Linked DNA regions of Mus musculus: region 2 is linked to region 1. A link is a loop called in an ENCODE intact Hi-C map of the cell type or tissue named here. Cell type or tissue: left cerebral cortex. All regions are shown on one strand. Links, peaks and the distances in the headings refer to the core of each region. The heading gives the core; the rest is flanking DNA.

Region 1 (9,813 bases), core at 1,269-9,268:
GGTTTTATTTAGAGTTTCCTGTTCTGTCACCACCGTGGCAGGAGCCGGCAGCAGGCATGACACCATAGCAGCTGACAGCTCCAATCTTGATCTGTGAGATGCAGGCAGAGAGCCAACTGGAAATGGTGGGAGTCTTTTGAAACATCAAAGCACACTCCCAGGGACACACCTCCTCCCATAGGGTCCACCACCCAAACAGTTCCACCAAGTGGGGATTAAATATTCAAGCATAACAGCCTATGGAGGCCATTTTTATTCAAACATCACAATAGCCTAGTATGACTTTGCCTTTCCCATCTTCCTACCTGTATCGTTGATTGCTACAGGTGCCTGTGTGCACCAGTGCAGCCAGTGTGTGCAGTGCTGTGTGCACCAGTGCAGCCAGTGTGTGCAGTGCTGGCAACTGAACCTAGGACTTTGCTACGTAAGTACTCTGCCAACTGAGCTACAGCCCTATTATTTTTGTTTGTTTGTTTTGGGTTTTTTTGTGGTTTGTTTTGTTTTGTTTCCGAGACAGGGTTTCTCTGTATAGCCCTGGCTGTCCTGGAACTCACCCTGTAGACCAGGCTGCTATTATCTGTTTAAAAACAATTATATGCTAATGTATACAGAGAAGATGGGGGAAAGGGTGTATTTCTTTTCTGGAAAGGCTAAAGATGTCTATGGAATATAGGATGTTTTTATTGTTTGTTTTAAGACAGGGTCTCTCTGTTATGTAGCCCTGAATGTCCTGGAACCCTGGCCTCAAATTCACAGAGATCAGCCTGCCTCTGGCTCCTGAATATAGGATATAGATTTCTTTTTCAGTTCTAAGAGTTGAATCCAGAGCCTCTCCCACACTAGGCAAACAATCTCCCACTGAGCTAGGCAGTTCTCTCTCAGTTCTCCCTGCCCCCAGGAAAAAAAAAGGTGGGGGCACCTGGCTCTAAGTGTCAAGCTGCAACTGTAGTCTTCAAAGTCAACATTTTTCCCATTGGCGGGACCCAATGTTCAAAGGAAATTGTCCTCCCCTCCCTCCTTGTGTACACTTGAAATAAAAACCAAGCCGGCTGGTCACGGTGGCACACACTTGTAATCTACACCTGCAGGAAGCCAAAGCAAGGGCTGCAAAGATAGCTCAGAGATAAGAGCTCTTCCAGACCACTCAGGTTCCATCCAGCACCCACAGGGCAGGTCACAAGCATCTGAAACTCCAGTTCCAGAGGATCCAACGCCCTCTTTGAGCTGCCCTCCTTGGGCATCAGGTATACACATGGTAGTTATGTAGCAAACAGACAGTCGTACGTGCAGGCTAACCTCCCATACACATGAAAAATAACATTTCAAAAGGTAAGGCTGAAGTAGAGTGGGCATAAAGTAGGCAAGACTCATTGAGAGCTCCAGGATAGCCCGAGCTATACACAGCAAGACCTTGTCTCAAACAAACAAACAAACACCCACAACTGCAAGTAAAACCAAGAACCATCTGGGCATGGTGGTGATTACCATCCATCCGTGAGTTTTAGACCAGCCATGGACTATACAGTGAGACACTGTCTATAATAAATAGAATCAGGATTGTGATCTGCGGGGGGGGGGGGGGCGGGGGGGAGTCTTCCTGTTTCTTAGCTGCTAGTTTTCCTTTAAGGTCTCACTCACTGTGTAGCTCTGGGTTCTGGCTGACCTGGAACTAACTATACACATCAGGCCGGCTTTGAACTCATAAAGATCTGCCTGCCTCTGCCACCCAAGTGCTAGGATTAAAGATGGGCACCACTAAATTGCCGGTTTTACTCTCTCCTCCTGCCTGGTCCTGAGTTCTAAGGCCAGGCAGGCTCTGCATCTATCTTCTTTGTTCAGGATGAAGCACCGAGAGTGTGGTCTGTGCTGCCCCTTGGTGGTCATTGAGAAAACTGAGTTCCCCATAGTGCTTGGCCTCTACCCACAATCCCTCAGCCCCAGGCAATCTAATGGAAAGTGGTTTGTGTAAAAATGCAACTTCAAGGTGAATCTCAAGTCTTTCCAAACCAAAAATTCTGGAGAGATTACTAAGAGCGGCTAGAACATGTGCCCCCCCCTTCCTGCACCATTTTTTTTTTTTCAATCTGGTTTTTGCAGACTAACTTGAAACAGCCAGGTGTGATGACACACACCTGAAATCTTAACCATTTAGAGACTGAGTCAGGAGGATTGTGAGCTAGGAACTGGACTGAGTTATATAGCAAGTTCCAGGCTAGCCTGGGCTAGATAATGAAACTCTCACTCTAAGACAGTAGAACCAGCTAACTATATAACTTAGAAAGACACAAATCGTCATCAGCCCCAGGAACTTGGGGGACCGCAGCTCTTGGAGTCCTTCTGATTGGCTGACTGGGAAGTCTTAAGATGCACCTTCCTCTCCCCCAAGTCCTGTTCCTAACCCTTCCCACTCTAAACCCCAACACAAATAACCAGGAGAAACTTGGACATATTGCTATCACAAGAACCAAGGGGGACAAAGTCAATGAGGAGAAGGGTTAGAAAGCCAAGGAGAAAGAAGAAGAAGAACAAAACTAAGAATGAGAATAAGGAGCTGGAAAGATGGCTCAGTGGGAAAGAGCAGAGGGTGCTATTCCAGAAGACATGGGTTCAAGCACCCACATGGCAGCTCACAACTGTCTGTTAACTCCAGTTCCAGGAGGTCTGGTGCCCCCTTCTGGCTTCCACAGGTACCAGGCACACACATGGTATACAAACATACAAGCAAAATACTTATATGCATAAAATAAATTAAATAATTATTTTTTAAAGAGAGAAAAAAAAAGACCGAGAGTAAGAAGGGGCGGGGGAGAAGAGAGAGAGGAAGTTGTCACGTTGTCCCTTGTTTCGCTCACTCCTCCTACAGTGCTTCTTCTTGCACCTCCAAGGCTGAGGCCTTGGTTGTTTTGTGTGCACACAGTGCTTATGTAGAGATCAAAGGACAGCCCTGAGCAGCAGGCCTGGCCTTCCACCTTGTTTGAGACAGGATCTCTTTATTTCCTCTGTATCACACAAGCCAGGCTAGTGGCCCATGAGCTTCAAAGAGTCCCTCCCTTGTCTCCACCTCCCATCTTGTACAAGTGCAGGGATCCCCATGGGGTGTTGAAGGCTTGCTCAGCAATCAGTTTTACCCACTGAGCCATCTTCCCACCCACCCCCACTGTCTTTGTTTGTTTAGTTAGTTTGGATGCTTTCTTTCTTTCTCTCTCTGAGACAGGTTCTCTCTATGTAGTCCTAGCTGTCCCAGAACTCAATATGTAGACTATGCTGGCTACAAATTCACAAACATTCTCCTGCCTCTGCCTCTGGAGTGCTGGAATTAAAGGTGTGTGCCACCACATCCCACTTGGTTGCTTTATTGAGACAAGGCTATACTATATATAGCACAGGCTGACCTCAATCTCATTTTGTAACTCGGGCTGACCTTGAACTAAGATCACTCCAGTGGATCAGCCTGTGGAGTGCTGAGATTATAGGTGTGTACCACCGCACCTGATTCCATCATCATTTTTGGTACTTCGGCCATTGATGCACACCCATTCTTGACTTAGCATACACATACACATGCTTACCTAGAATGGCAGGCAAACAAATGAAGATTACAGGTGTACAGAGGCACAGGGACAAGAATGGGGGGAGATACACACATCCACACACACACTCTTTCAGAGAGAGTATATACAGGGGGATTAAATTCCAAAATCTTGGAGATACCTGGAGTCCAGCCACCTCTTGATTCTACTTGAACGCCAGCCAAATTCCCTGTGGGGGTGCCTGCCCTCTGCTGGTCCCTCTGGGTGTTTGTGCCCACTGCATCCTTAAAAGCTCTACTTTAGCTCACCAAGAAGGTAGGCTGAGGTGCAGAGTGGAAGGGCTTACGTTGCAGTGACACTTCCGGTCGTTTTCAGAGTTGGCACTGTGAACAAGTCCTTGGAAAGAGGCTGCACCTGCAACAGCAGGTTGAGTAGGATGTAAGGGTTTGAAATAAAAGGTTGGAGAGTGGTAGGCCCGGGGTGTAAGTACACTTTATCTCTGTTTTCTCGAGCCTTTCATTTGAATAGTCATTTACTGCCCACCTCCTTGTGTGGCCTAACATAACTATTAGGTAAGTCCTTTTGGAATGGTGAGCAGTGCCCTACCTTCCACCAATCCGAAAACTAAGAATGCCATCAGACAGCATCTGAGGCTGATAGCCGAGATGTCCCCAATTTGCTGTAACCGCCTACCTTTATGAACTCACCCATGATGTGAAAAGTGTTATGACTTTCTTAGTTCTATATTTAAAACTTCACAAAACTTACTGCCACAATGGACCATGGAGTTTGGGGGGAGCCTAAGTCTCCGTTCCTAGGCTGAAATAAATTCTTTCATATTTCCCTTGAGGAAAGAGGTCGTTTTTTACATTTTCTTCAAGATTTGCCCTCTTTTTAATTACATGTATGTGAGCATATCCACAGGTATATCCACCCAAGTGCAGTGCCCACCATAGAGGCCAGAAGTGTGGGAGGCCCGGGAATTGGCGCTGCAGACACCTGTGAGTCCCCTGCTGCAAGTGCTAGAAGTTGAAGTGGAGTCCTCAACAAACCCCTCTCAGTCACTCATCTCCAGCCCTGGTGTTTGCATTTGCTTGGCTTGTTTCTCACACCCACAGCTGATCCTGGGTTTGCTGGCAGCTCTTGCTGCTGGCAGAGAACTGCCGGACAGCGTACGACGCCCCAGTCTGGCACCAGTGCCCTGAGCTGCCTCTCAAAGGGCTCGGGTCAAACCACATTTTCCAAAGCAAGCTCAGAGAGGACTCTAAAGCCTCTTTCCTGCCCACCTTCCGGACCCTTCTCTGTTTCTCATCTGAGGGCCTGAGACGACAGGAGTCAGAACCTCCTACCCAATTTCCAACAGGCTAGGAGCACGAGTGGCTACCATATGATAAATGGGAGTGGGGTGGGCAGGCAGGAGGCAACCATCTCCTCCTACTCATGGCTCCTCTCTGCCAACCAAAACAGCTAGTGGGGGCTCTGGTTTCCACAGCTACCATCCGAGGCCTGTTGTGGGGCAGGAGAAAGCGCAGGTTTGCACAGTTCTGTCAATCAGCCTCACCATCCAAAGACAATCTAGATGCTCCCGTTTTATACGAAGGATCGTGATCAAATGATAATTTAAAAACCATGCAGCGCCCCGGCAGTGGTGGCGCACGCCTTTAGTCCCAGCTCTTGGGAGGCAGAGGCAGGCGAATTTCTGAGTTCGAGGCCAGCCTGGTCTGCAGAGTGAGTTCCAGGCCAGCCAGGGCTATACAGAGAAACCCTGTCTGGAAAAATCAAAACCAAAACAACAACAAAAACCATCTAGCACGCAGTAAGTGCTCAACAAAGTGCCCTTCTCACCTGTCCTCACTCAGAAAAATCCTGGGATTGCCAACAGTGCTGGTGCCAGGAGCCAGTATGGCAGTTGCCTTAGGATCAGAAGCAGCCCAAGGAAAGGAACCCAAGATGTCCTGCCACCCAGCACACCCATGTGCTGACCTGGCTGTGTCCCTTCAGGAAGGGGGACCCCCTGTAGATGGAAACGCCCTTCCAAAATGCCCTTCTAAAGCCACCCAGAGTCCTTGGCCGTGGTTTCTGGAAAGGCTTGTTCCCTCCATCCCGTGGAAGGATGATTAGTGCTTCAGAACTTTATGGAAAGGACTTTATCTTCTTCTCGGTCCAGGCTGGCTCTGGCCAGTACAGGCCCTGATGTTAGTCTAACCTGCGACGGCGTCTCTGCAGGCTCCTAACTGCCTAGCTTCCCAGAACGGCAAGCACTGTCTGACAGACTATCCCAGCGCTTGGTCTGGCACCTTGGGGCAGGGTCATGTGACTTTGCCCTTCCTGGGGCCTCTTCTCTTGTTCTTCCCTTTGTGGGTCTGAGCTTTGGACACCAGAGGGCGCTGTTGCCTCTCGGATCTGATGAGACTAGTGGCTGTCTCATTATCAGAGACAAACATAATTCTAAGAGAAATCAGGAGAAATGTGAGGGCAGCGTAACAATGGCGTAATTCTATCGTCTCCCCTTGAAGTGTAATCCCATCAGTTGAGAGGGTGAGGCAGGAGGATTGCCACAAATTTGCTAGCCAGAGCAAACTCTGATGTCTGGGGCTACAGAATCAGAGTCAGAGTCAAAACATTAATAATATTATCATTAATTGTGCTGGTATAATAATCACTTGCCTTGCTTTTAGTTTTGTTCACTTGTTGTGACAGGCTTATGTAGCCCAGGCTGGCCTCCTACTTACTATATGTAGCTGATAATAACTTTGAATCCTGTTCTTCCTACTTCTGTCTCCTTAGTGCTGGACTACAGGCATGTATATATATATTTTTTTAATAATAATTTATGAAGGAGATGAATGAGGTGGCACATGCCTTTGATTCCAGCATTTGGGAAGTAGAGGCCGGTAGATCTCCATGAATTCAAAAGCAACCTAATCTAAGTAGAGAGTTCCAGGACAGGCAGGGCTAGAGAGCCCTCATCTCAGCACAACAACAAATGTAAGGAAAGCCTAATGACACCCAGTTACTTGGGGTCTGAAGCAGAGCCAAGAGCTCAAGGCTTGCCTGGGCTACAGAATGACTCCAAAGCCACCCTGGGATGCTTAGTGAGATACTTTCACATTGAAAATACAGGGGCTTGAGAGATGGCTCAGTGGATAAGGATACTGGTTGAGAGATGGCTCAGTGGTTAAGGATACTAGTTGCTTTAAAGATACCATTATCTCTTCCAGAACCTGGGTTCAATTCCAAGTACCCACTTGGCAGCTCATAACCACCCAAAAGTTCCCTCTTTTGGCCTCCAAGGGCACTAGGCATGCAGGTGGTGGACAGACAGACAGACACGCAGGGAAAAGGCCTGTACACACACAAGCAATAAATTAAATTTTCAAAAATGTCCCGTGATGTAGCTAAATGGTGGATAGAGCACTTGCTTGTTCTGTGTGAGGAGCCTGGGCTCCATCCCGGGTACCAAGAACAAAAAGAGAAAGAGAGAATGTAGCACCTGCCACTGAGACGAGACCTCACCTCATCTTCTATAGCCCCAGTCCGTGGAGCGGGCTGCCCTGGGGTAGCTAGCGATCAGGATCTAAGTCACAACCAACAGAAAGCGACCTCTTCCAACATCAGCAAGAATTAAATAAATGCACTGCTCCTAAAAGAAACAGCAGCAGCCAGAGCCACACTGGAAAGGAGACAGGCGGCTAGGAAGAAGAGGCCTCCCGTGTGGTGTGAACAGGATGCGGGCCCTGGTCTCCTCCTTCTGCTGGGGAGAACAATCTCCAAGTCCTGGGGCACGGCTTCCCTTCCTTTTCGCATCCCCACTCTAGCTGTCTGGAAGCGAACAGCACAGGGAACCGACCAGCTGCTCCAGGCTGTGTTTCAGTCACGGGACATGGGACATCCGTTTCCCCTTCAATCTTTCACTCTGGCACAAGTGAAGCCCCCATCCCCAAGGCCCCCCGGGGGGGGGTGCAGGAGGATGGGGACAGAACAGTCCTTGCACCTGATCAGCAAGTTTGCCTTCTCTTTGACGGTGCCTCTCATTGCTAACTGGCCCCATGGAAGAATGGTGCTACGGAGTAAGAGGTGACAAACTACTAGCTTCTGCGAGCACAGCACTCAGGGCTGCCAGACAACAGGCTTGGGGAGGCAAACATGGCCTTAGGGGTCAGGGCGGACAGTTTCTGGGGGCTTGAGAGGCAGGTCTCCAACCACAACTGACCTTGACTAAAGAGAGAATTGAGTGGGGACCGCCAGCCCCAACAACTCCCGCCAAGTTATCCCCATGCCGGGAGGAAGCTCCTGGAGGGCAAGAGGGTAGTTATGGCTGGGCTCCAGGAAGTCGGACAGAAGGCAGGCAGGCGTGGAACTCCTCCTTGGATCCGGGGTCCTAAGACCTATGGCGGGCATGACAGCCAGAGAGCTCAAGGCGAGTTTGCTCACTAATTTTCAGGTGTGTGCTACTTGAGGCTTTGTGCCACCTGCCGATGGAGTCAGAAGGAAAAGAACCAGTCCCTGTCCTCGCTGGTTCCCTGCCACTCGGAGGAATCACTAAGCGGCTTAAGGATCGAAGGCAAAAGGCTTTTCCTTCCAGGCCTGCTGGAGCCTGTGAAGGTCCCTCCAGGCCTCAAGTCCCACTCCCAGGAAATATCCACAGTCCTACGCTTGTGGGGTTTACGGGCCCTTTACAGCTCCACCCCACCGTTGGCCAGACAGGGGACAGGTGTTGTCATGTGGGGTCTAGCAGGTACACCTTCTGAGAAGAAGGATTTGCATAGGATTTGCAAAAACTGGGCTGGAAGCAAGCTCCACCCTCACGCACCCTGCCCACCCAGTCAGATAGCCAAGCCCTTCCCTCAGTGGAGTTCCTCAGGACCTCTCTGCTCACCTTCCCGCCCTGAGCAAGCTAGCTCAACAAGCAGCTAAGAGGCTTCTTCTCATCAACAGGCAGAGCCTGGGGATTTCTGGGTGGGGTGAGTCCATCATAGAAAAAAAAAAAGGACACCCAGAAGCCTCAAGATAGTACGGAGGGGTGAGTACCAACATCATTGGGAGTGAGGGGGGGGGGAGCCCTAGCTCTGCTCAGTGCTGTGGAGAGTACTAACTGCTGGGGGGCTTGGAGGCTGGACAAATGAGGCTTTCTCAGCTCCTCAGCCATTGTGGCACTGTGGGCTCAACAACAAAAGCCCTGACCCCACCCTGCAGAGGCCAGCAGATCCCAGAGAGGACTGCAGGGGAGGGCCAGACTACAAAGCTGTTCCAGGAGAGAGAGGGAGGGGGAGAGAGAGAGAGAGAGAGAGAGAATGAATTCATCTAACTGCCAGTGAGTGCGGAAACACCAGGCTAAGCCACACTCCACCAGGCCTCTCAGAGCAGCTACTCTTAGATCTTTAGAAATAGGTCCCTAAGGCTGAGAAAGGCTCGAGGACGGTTGGGCCACCAAAAGGGCTCAGAGGGTAAAGGTGCTTGCTGCCAAGCCTTATTACTTGAATTCTATCCCTGGACACATAGCAGAGGGAGAGAACCAACTCTCAAAGTTATTCACTCAAATGCCTCTCCTCTCACCTCTAAAACTAAATGAATAAATGTAATTTTTTGTTTTTAAGGCTTGGCGTTGGCCTAGGGATGTGGCTCAGAAGCGGAGCACATGACTAGCATGCAAAAGAGCCTGGGTTCCATCCCCTATTTTGCAGAAACTTACATTGAAAGGTCACAGAGCCAGGCAGGGGAAAAGTCAGCAGGGTAAGTAGGAAGCTGTTAAAACAGAACTACAAGCACGTCATCCTCCGACCTTCCTCTCTGCCAGAGACCTGATGACCCTCTGAGTTCATACTCTCTTCAGTTTCCTTTTCTGCAAAAATGGGGCTTAGAAATAATCCTGCATCAGGAGGTTCAACCGTAAAAACCAAAGCGCTTGACCGGGACGTGACCCAGTCAGCAGAGTGCTTGCCTCGAATGCAGGAAACCCTGGGTGTGATCCCCAGACCACATAACACTGGGCATAGTGACCCATACCTGTAATCCAGACCCTTGGGAGGTAGGGGCAGGAGGATCAGAAATTTAAGGCCATCCCCGGTAACGTAGAGAACAGTCAAGACCAATCTGACAAACATAGAGCCTATCCCAAAAACACATAAACAAATATTACCCATCATCATGATCACCATCAACAACAATAAGTCGTCTGACAGATAGTGATGCAGAATAAATAAAATGAGCGTCCCTTGGTCTCCAGGGAGGAGGTGCAGTGGGTAACTGGCAGCCTCCACTTATGAATGAGGAGTCATAACTG
Region 2 (9,813 bases), core at 1,222-9,221, 100 kb before region 1:
TATAAGGCCACAGGGCCAGTAAGTGGCAACACTGGGATCGAGTTCAAGGTTTCCTGCCAAAACTTCCTACCCGGTCCCTTGGAAGGAATTATAAATTAAGGCATTCAACATAGCCCTGAGTGTTAGCCGGAACCTTCTCAGTGCTAATGAAAGGCTGTCTTTAGTACTTCTTGTGGCCCAAACCTGTGCTAGGCTTTTGACTTTATAGGGCAGACATTTAATTCCTATGGAGCCTGTAAGAGATTATTGTTCCCTTGTTTCAAGAGGAGGCTGAAGCTTAAAGTGGTTTAATAACTTGCCTAAAGGCAACAGTGAAGTGGTATTGCTGTGGAGCAGGTTGGCATTCGACTCTGAGGCTGTGACTTTCCACTCAAGTAGACATATGTGGTCATAGAAATCCACTTAGGTCCCAGAAGGAAAATTTTGGTCTGCTGTAGATTAGACCGCATTACAACATCCTCCAGATAGGATGCTTAGGGTGCTCTGTCTGCCTGGTGAGGATGGGCAGGACCACTTTGCCTTTTGGGAAGATGTATGCCTGGCCAGTAGGTTGTCTTTTGGGTCAGTTGGTGAGACATGGGCTACTGCTTTCAGGCTACAGCCTGAGCACCTGTCATAAGGTCATGGGGTGGGGGACATTCAGATAAGTGTGAAAACAACAGTGCCTTTCTTAGGGCTCCCAGAGGTTTACATAAATTGCCTCCCAATCCTGCTCATACACAAGTACCTATTTCATCTTTGGACTGTGCTGGTGAGATGGAGCAGCCTTGATGGATTTGTTTAAAAGGTGCTTGGCCAGGCAAGCCTAGGACTATGCACTACTAGAGGTTGGGTGTGAGCAATTGAAGGCTTGGAAAGCAAACAAGCTGTGCTCTCATGCCTGGCCATCTGGTGGACAAAATGTGAAGGGGCTGGATATGGGTGAAAACGGTGCCAGACTCACGTAGCCATCTCTCTGAACTGGCTGCTGATCCCATTTGGGAGTCTCCGGTATTGGATCTAAGTACTCCGTGGTTAAGGAATACTTGTCCTACTTCCCAGTGTAGACCTACAGCCACGTCTTCTTGGCTCCTTCAGAGATAGGGCACAAGAAAGAGTGCCGGAGTAGGAGGAGCTAGAAGGGATGGCTATGATGCTGTTAAAGAGGAAGCACCTGGTATGGGACTCTAGTTGGTCTGAGGGCCACTAAAATTTGCCTCAGGCAAGCAGCTTAGATACCTGATTGTGGCTCCTTTCTGGGCTGATACTCTGGATGGGTCAGCAAGAGCTGGGCAGGCCTTCTGGGCCCAGGCCCACTTGGCTGGAACCTGATAGGAGTAGGGACTATTGGTGAGACATTGTGTCTTTGCTCAAGGGTCAGAGTTCTCATTTCTACTGTGGTTCCTCACTGACTGAAGAGTTTTGAATTTCTTTGAGTTGAGTCCAGTTCATTGCTTTAGCCAGGCAAGTTTCAGTTTAGTACTTTGGCTCTGTGCCACCAGTTCATTAGCTCCAGGCTTCTAGAACATTTAGGTTATAGGATCCCATAGGCATGAAGAAATTGAGCAAAAAACCTCTCCATTCCTCCTGTCCTTGGCATCCCCGTGGCAGTGCTCAGCATCCCACTACATCTACTTCTGTATCTGGGCCCTGGCTTGCATAGTTTGAGTGTTCAGGCCCCTGGGCCAGGCTGGAGAGGCACCTGTTTGTTTATTCACTTGGCAGAGGAGGGAGTCATCCACCCATTGTCTGCTGTTCTGTCACTGTGACATCAGAGTTCTTCTTTACTTCATAAACCCCTGGGAGGGGCTACCCCTAAACAGAACAATGGGCCTCTTCTTCAGGAGCACCTGGCTGCACCAGGCAGCCCTGTGGCTGGAAGCAGTGAGCTGTGTGTTGAGCAGGGCTTTCTCTTTCTTGTGGCCTAGATGCATCACTGTAAGCGATACCGTTCCCCAGAGCCAGACCCATACCTGAGCTACCGCTGGAAGAGGAGGCGGTCTTACAGTCGGGAGCATGAAGGTCGACTACGATACCCATCCCGAAGGGAGCCTCCCCCACGGAGATCACGGTCCAGAAGGTGAGTGGGATCTGGGTGGGAAGAAGCTTTCCTCAGCTAGATGAGTAGAATGGCCCAGAGCTCTGCTGCTCTCAGGCTCCTTTAGATGGCTGCTTCTGCCCAGCCGCCCGTAGATTCTTGCCCTGACCTCTCTGGGATCCTTGCCTGTGCTTGCTTCCTTTTCCTGGCCTCAACAGAAGTTACCTTCCTTGTCATCCTTTCTTTCTTTGTCAGAGTGGTCTCTCTCCCTCTGTATTTTCTAGGCCAGTACCCTACCCCTGAGTCTTCCTCAGTAGAAGTAGGAACATCACCCTAGCCTTGAAAGACTGGTCCCAAGTCCTATCTAAGTCCCCAGACCAAAGTTACAGTTGTAGCAGCCTGGTCAACTCTGCTATTCTTGGAGGCCTTCCTGTGCTCCCCTTCTTCTTCCTCCCTCTGTGGCATTAGAGGGACACTGTGGCACTAGAGGGACACTGTCATTACCTAAGGCTCTGGAGAATAAGCTTTGTATCTTTGTACCTTCTCTTGCCCTGTTCACTCCCCCTCAGCCTGGATACTTCAGCTCTAACAGGCTTTCCTTGAGAGCCTTTGCAGGGGCCCTGCCAAAGGCCTCTTGCCTGCTGGCTAGTAGGAACCCTGCAGCAGGAACCTGGCTAGTAGGCCTTCTTGACTCATCTTGCTACCCCCTCTTGGCAGCCATGATCGTATACCCTACCAGCGGAGGTACCGGGAACACCGTGACAGTGATACGTATCGGTGTGAAGAGCGGAGCCCATCTTTTGGAGAGGACTGCTATGGGTCTTCACGTTCTCGACATCGGAGACGGTCACGAGAGAGGGCGCCGTACCGTACCCGCAAGCATGCCCACCACTGTCACAAACGCCGTACCAGGTCTTGTAGCAGTGCTTCCTCGGTGAGTGGTGGCCAGAGTGTGCTAATAGGGGCCTAAAGGCCTCACCTCTTTCTCGCTTCTCTCAGGCTAGCTGGTCTGGGTGAGTACTGGCAACCCTGTGTACATACACCATTGTGGGTACACACATGAGGTGTGTGTGTGCGTGTGTGCTGTCTGGTATAGGACTGAGCAAGGATGGTATGCCTTCCATTTTCTGGCCCCTTGCCAGTGGCAACTATAAGGGCTCTGGCTCCGGCGTTGGCTGATTTCCAGCCTGTCTATATCTTTCCACTGTTCCATACACAGGCTACATGGTACACATGATTGGGACACACTTCTCAGGGCTGGTACTAAGATTGTTGTTTGTGGTTTGGGGCTATATGGCCTGGTCTTCTTCACATCAGGTCTGTCCCCATCGGGCCCACCCCATAGCTAAGTGCTTTGATGAGTGTGGATTTGACCTTCTCTGCAGCCTCATCTCCACAGTCCTCCTCTCCCAGAGGACCAGAGTCTGTTATTACCCAATAAAAAGGGGACACTTTACCAGTTAATTTTATTTTTCTTTTTTAAATGCTGGGAGTCCAACCCAGGGCCCATACATACGAGGCAGATACTCTACCACTGAACTGTATCACACCCCATTCCCTACACCTCCTCTTTGTTTTTGAAAGTCTTATGTATTCCAACCTAGCCTAAAACTCATGATCCTTTTCCCTCTACTTCCTGAGTGCTGGGCACCACCGCCTGGCTTCCTAGGCTTTTCTTTTTTTGATATGGGTCTTGAATTTCTGTGTTTACTTTTCCAAGTTGCTGGTCTGTAAGAGCACATCACTTTGCCCTGTCAGTCAGCTCAGGTTGGAAGCTTCTCATCAGACCTCCAGCCAGGCTCTCTTCTACCTTGTTCCTTTGTAGGTGTGCTACTTACGGTAAGGAGAGGCAGCTGTCTGCGTGGTGAGATCCCAGGCCTCACCTTGTTGCAGGCCACTTAAAGACCAGAGCTTGGCCAGCATTCTAGGGTGGTGTGTGGAACAGACCAAGAGCCCACACTGTATTCAATCCCATGGAAAAGGAAGGTCACTCGTGTTTACAAGGCTATGTGCTGTCTTCTCTTCTTCCTGTTTGTTCTCCCCGTGTTGTCCTCCTGCTGGCCAAGCGGCCTCTTAGTAGTGGTGGGTTTGGTGAAGGTATCTTCTCTACCCAGCGCTTGACCTGAGTGGTGTGAGCTGAAGGTTGACTTGCCGGTGAATCAATCATGGCTTGTGGCCTCACACAGTGCCGTATGCTGCCACTGGGTGGCAGTGCAAGTCTGGTGCTCTGCTTATTTTTGGTGCCCTCTGTCGTCGTGGGCTGGGTCTGGCTTAGGAGTGGCACAAGTCCTAAGGCCAGGTCAGGAGCTGGCTTGGGGCCTGAAGGTCGGCCAGCCCAAAGGATCTCAGCCAGGCTCATTTCCTGCTGGAGTTTGGTGGCAGGAGGGCTGCTGGCAGAAGTCTGTTTCTGGTAGTTGGTTAAGTCTGGCCAAGGATGTCATGTGGGGGCAGGTAGTAGCTTGGTTCTACGTGGCAGCTGTTGAATATGTTGTAAGGCTGTGTGGACCAGCAGAGGCAGGCAAAGAAAGGGTGAGCATACTGTTGCTGCTGAAGCCAGGATAGCCCTACAACCTGTCCAGAAGGCTGGACCCAGGTTGGGCCAGCCGCCTTTTTTGCGTCGTCTTCAGCTCTGGCCAGAGTCACGGGAGGGTCAGGGAGGGGGAGACTAGAAGAGGAGGGAGTCAGGGCTGTGGCTGTCCTCGGGGCCTGGCCCCTCTGTGTCATAGGCTGGACATCTTTCTGAGCATTTGTGGCACTCTTCTTAGAGATAATGTCCGAGTTTTCTTACATACCTGTAGCTGTTTTTGCTTTTCTGTTTTGAAGTCAGTTTGTGTCTTGACGTGTCCCTTGCAATATCCCTATCGTTATATATGCTGTGTGCCTTATGAAATGCTGGGATCTGGAAAATCCAACCAACCAACCCACCGGCTCCTCACCGTCTCCACCTCTGCCTTTGACTGACACCTCAATCTGTCAATCGGAACCGCCTACCATGCGATTGGTCGGATGGCGTTTCGGGGGGCGGTGCATGCAGAGAAGCCAACAGAGCAGTAAGCGCAGCAGCCGGAGTGTGGAAGATGACAAGGAGGGCCACCTGGTGTGCCGGATCGGCGATTGGCTCCAAGAGCGATGTACAGCCACCTTTCGTAAAACTTTACCTCTCTACTTTCTACCCCCCTTGTTAGATGAGACCTCTCCTGCGTGGAGGGGCCTCTAGTGCGCGTGGCGCCTTAGTGGGGCCACCAGTAATTGCCTGAATGACACAGACACTAGCAACTTCTGTTTTAAAGAGTGTAGCAGTGAGCAAGAACCTTTGTTGTTTTTGAGGATTTGAATGCTGTGAACTTGCAGGAGCTGCCACCCTCCTACCCTCCAGACTCTCATGCCCAGCTTCTTCTTTCTCACAGATGAGATCGTGGGGAACCTGGGTGAAGGCACCTTTGGCAAGGTGGTGGAGTGCTTGGACCATGCCAGGTGAGCGTGCTGGTACAAACATCCTTGAAAGAGCTAGTGCAGCTCTTTTTGGAGGGCCGCACCATTGCTGGATGTGTTGGGTTTGCTGATCTCATGAAATAAGGGAGGCATCCTTGGGGTTTGACAAGCCTGTGACATCACTACAAGAACTTTTAGCTAGTGTGTGCCTCCTCCCTGGTTACCCACTTCTCAGCTGTGGCATTGGATATGTGGCCCAGTGCTGCATCCCATGAGCTTTTGGATATTTTTGGCCAGGCTTCATCTATCTGGTTTCTTGGGCAGAGGAAAAGGTACATATAAGGTCCTGGGAACCTTTAAAGAATACAAAGGGAGTCAGTGCAGGGCCAGAGGAGGTGGACTTCATCTCTGCCAGCAGGGCCAGGGGCTTCCTTTGAAATGAGTTACATCTATGTTAAAGATAAGACGGCTGTGGGGAGGGACCTTGTTTCAGAAGGCTAAAGTAGTGGCCTCTCCCCTTGGCCAGAAGGTTGAGGATGCTGCTGGCTTGGCCTGATAGTACTTTTGCCCCTCCCATGTCTTCCTGAGAGATCCCAGCCGAAGGAAATGAGACTTTGGCCTTTCTCACCAAACAGCTACCAACTACCCCAGTGCGGCTAGGGTCATGAGTAGTCCATGCTGGCTGGGAAGGCAGTACCTGTATGTGCCATAATGCTGGGGCCAGATCATTCTCTCCAATCCTAGCAGTATAACACTTACTGCTTATCATCTGTCAGCCTAGAGTCTGCTTCCTTCCCTGTAGCTGTATGTTAGAGAGGCAACCCTCTGGAGAGCCAGTTCCTGCCTTAATAATCTCTAATTGCTTTAGTTACAGAGAACTGGTATCCTCATTTGAGCTATGCAGGGCACCGCTTCAGAAATGAAATATGAAGATGCTCGGGAGTTGCCCAAGTTACACCTCAGCCATTGATGACAGAGCTGGGCTTGCTGTTCTTGGTCTCCCACATTAAGTGAGCTGCTCAAAAAAGACCATTGCACCCAAAATCAGCCATCCCCTCAGCTATGAGATGAAGTGCTAATGAGAAACTTCCTCCTGCACCCATTTTCTATTCAACCATTTCTAGGTTCTTCATCATGAACCTAGAATGAGTATAAAGGGACACATACACACAGTCCTGTGACCAGATGTAGACAGGACAGGTCCAGGAACTCTAACCTAGGAAGACAGCTATACTATGGGCTGTCCCTCTTTGAGTAGTTGGGGGTAGGAAATGAGTCCCTGAAGTCACTAAAGGACAGACAAGGTCCTGGGTCCTTTAAGGTAAATGAATGCAAAGGGAGTCAGTGCAGGATCAGTGGAGGTGGACTTCAGCTCTGCCAGCAGCCTGGCAGGGGCTTCCTTTGAAATAAGTTATACATATGTTTAAAGATAAGACGGGGGCCTGGAAGCCGGGCAGTAGTGGCGCACACCTTTAATCCCAGCACTTGGGAGACAGAGGCAGGCGGATTTCTGAGTTCGAGGCCAGCCTGGTCTACAGAGTGAGTTCCAGGACAGCCAGGGCTACACAGAGAAGCCCTGTCTTTTTTTTTTTTTTTTTTTAAGATTTATTTATTTATTATATGTAAGTACATTGTAGCTGTCTTCAGACACTCCAGAAGAGGGAGTCAGATCTCGTTACGGATGGTTGTGAGCCACCATGTGGTTGCTGGGATTTGAACTCTGGACCTTCGGAAGAGCAGTCGAGTGCTCTTACCCACTGAGCCATCTCACCAGCCCCCAAGAAGCCCTGTCTCGAAAAACCAAAAAAAAAAAAAAGACTGGGCTCTGGAGAGATAGATGACTCAGTGGTTATGAGCACTGACTGCTCTTCTAGAAGGTCCTGAGTTCAAATCCCAGTAACCACATGGTGGCTCACAACCATCTGTAGTGGGATCTGGTGGATCTGGTGCACTCTCTGGTGTGTCCAAAGACATCTACAGTGTACTTATGTACATACAATAAATGAATAAATCTTTTTTTTTTTTTTTTTTTTTAAAGGTAAGACTGTTGTGGGGAGGGACCTTGTTAGAGAAGTTGGTAGTGTGGCCTCTTTCCTTTAGGCCTGCACTGTCCAAGAAACCAGAAAAGAAAATTTAAAAAAAAAAAAAAAAAAAAAAAAAGAGGGTTATCAAAGCAGGGCATTCTGAAGAGGGTGTCTTTGCCCAAAGGCTGATGAACTTGTTCCTAGCATCCAGGCCAACCCTTGAGGTATCAGGATACACCGTAGTGGGCCAGGACCACCTCATTTCAGGTCTCCACTGGTATCTTAGTACTAGCTCTCTTTGGCAACGTAGGCTGACATGTTTCCTTGTCTGCTCACATCCTGCAAATGGCCTTCTAGAGTAGGAGTGGAGTATGAAGGGTAGAGCAACAACTGCAGGAGCGAGATCTTGGGGGACACGGACAGAAGGTTCTTGGCCCTCTGTAGCTGGTGGTAAATTAGAGGCAGATAGTTGGGGGAAAGGACCTAGAATAGGGTGCAGTATAAGGAGTGACCAAGCTTCCAGCTAAAATTCCACTACTGGTACCCTAACTGCTTGTTCGGTCTCACTACTACCCAAGCCAAGAAAGCTTGGCCTATAGAGTAGGTTGCCAGGTAAGCTTCCAGGGATCTGGGGTAGTCAGGATTACCTCAGCTCCTCTGCCTGGCTTCTCCCTGGGGAGCTGGGAGTTTCTGAGATCCTGAATGGACATGACAACTTGAAAGCTGAGACAGCCCTAACAGATAGATGCCAGGGAAGCTTGAATGGTGAGCAGGTCTGGTGTTGCTTTTAACAGGCTAGATCTCAAGTATGAATACAGTCTTAGGACCTGTGGTTTACGTAGTAGAGTTTGTTAGGAGTTGCTGAGTTTCAGGGAAGGGGAGAGAGCTGGACATTTGGCTTATGGGAACCTTTGTTTCTCTCCTCCTCTATAGAGGGAAGTCACAGGTTGCCCTGAAGATCATCCGTAATGTGGGCAAGTATCGGGAAGCTGCTCGTCTAGAAATTAATGTTCTCAAGAAAATCAAGGAGAAAGACAAGGAAAATAAGTTGTGAGTATCTGCAAAGAGTGGACAGGTATCACTCAGTGGGTGGCATTCTCTAGTTCCAGCTGCCTAGTGTCCTCGAATTTGGTACTAGTCACACAGTACTCTTGGGGTTTGACAGTTGTTCTTTCTATAAAGAGCCCTTGGACTTCAGGCTCTACCCTGCCTGGCTTGTGTTCTGAAGTAGCCCAAGCCTTGCATTTATGAGTTAAGGGACTTAACAGGCTAGGGACACTTAAAGAAGACACCAGTGAACTTCTCTATAAGCACTTAACTGTGCTACAGTCAGCAGAGGGGCTGCACCTGCCCAGGTCCTCTAGAAGCTCAGCAGTACATGGAGGCCTGCGCTGTACTGGTGCAGTTGTATCTGCCTCTCAGTAACTGTGTCAGGGCTGCTTACCCTGGGTGCCATGGGTGAGCTGGGATCAGAATGTAGCCCCTCCACACAACATGTACAGTTCTTGCTAAGCACATGGGTGTGGTAGTGGATTGGCATGTGCTCTGGCTCCAAGGCTTGCTTTTTACCTTGGTAGAACAATTGGGGGTCAGGTGAGGCAGAGCTTGAATCTCACCTGTCCTTTTTCTCTAGCCTTTGTGTCCTGATGTCTGACTGGTTCAACTTCCATGGTCATATGTGCATCGCCTTTGAGCTCCTGGGCAAGAACACCTTTGAGTTCCTGAAGGAGAACAACTTCCAGCCTTACCCCCTACCACATGTCCGGCACATGGCCTACCAGCTCTGTCATGCCCTTAGATGTAAGTGTTCATTGTTGGTCACCTGGTGGTCTTGCTGTCCTCTAGCACACTGTTGATCATTCTACAAGGTCTTACAGGCCTAGAGCGTCTGGCTGAAAGGTTCTTCTGCCTTCAGATAGGAATTGTAGTGCAAGAATGGAAAAACTTGAGTCTCTTGGAGGGACTTCATAGGCCAGGCGCTTCCCCAGGTTAGGAAGAAAACAGGAAAGTACTCTAGAAGTGGCCTAGCTACTAACCCTGCCTTCACCTTTATGGAAAAGAGGAAAAGGAAGAATGTGGACCCAACAAATTCTCAGGTCCTGCTAGTCAGATACCTCCATCACTCATCTGTCCACCAACCTTGAAGAGCAGCTTTGATGGTACCACAGTAGAACTTATGTGGAAAGGCAACTTGGAATGTGTCAAGTGCAGGGCCTGAATAGGTGATGGGGAAAGAACCAACTATTAAAGGACACAGCTCTACGAAGATCTGGGGTGTGACTCACTCCAGTGGAGAAGGAACATGGTGGGAAGTGCTCTGGCTCAGGGGGATCATGGAGT

Evidence for each region. A loop is a pair of places that touch in the nucleus more often than their neighbours do. Peaks named below come from ENCODE experiments on the same cell type or tissue, not always from the same donor. Only the 100,000 strongest peaks of a DNase experiment are listed, where the experiment ranks them.
Region 2: it touches region 1 in a loop (2.5-fold over the local background); 7 of 42 quality-filtered maps call a loop at or near these places.

The regions. Positions count from the first base shown.
Region 1 is chr9:57,652,017-57,661,829 of GRCm38, reverse strand. It overlaps a transcript of Csk not described here. Among named protein-coding and RNA genes, the nearest start is that of Csk, 11 kb to the right of the region's middle. In left cerebral cortex, for the core only: CTCF peaks have their summits at 1,883 (motif pointing left) and 5,892 (motif pointing right); DNase peaks (open chromatin) are centred at 1,867, 4,986 and 5,904; H3K27ac peaks cover 174 bases.
Region 2 is chr9:57,753,962-57,763,774 of GRCm38, reverse strand. Clk3 (CDC-like kinase 3) reads left to right here. Exons shown (of 13, transcript NM_007713.5): 2 at 1,908-2,059; 3 at 2,735-2,951; 4 at 5,052-5,148; 5 at 5,425-5,491; 6 at 8,407-8,523; 7 at 9,107-9,273. The coding sequence starts at 1,908. Among named protein-coding and RNA genes, the nearest start is that of Clk3, 6.2 kb to the left of the region's middle. In left cerebral cortex, for the core only: a CTCF peak has its summit at 4,222 (motif pointing right); DNase peaks (open chromatin) are centred at 1,955, 4,244 and 5,003; H3K4me3 peaks cover 689 bases; H3K27ac peaks cover 1,960 bases.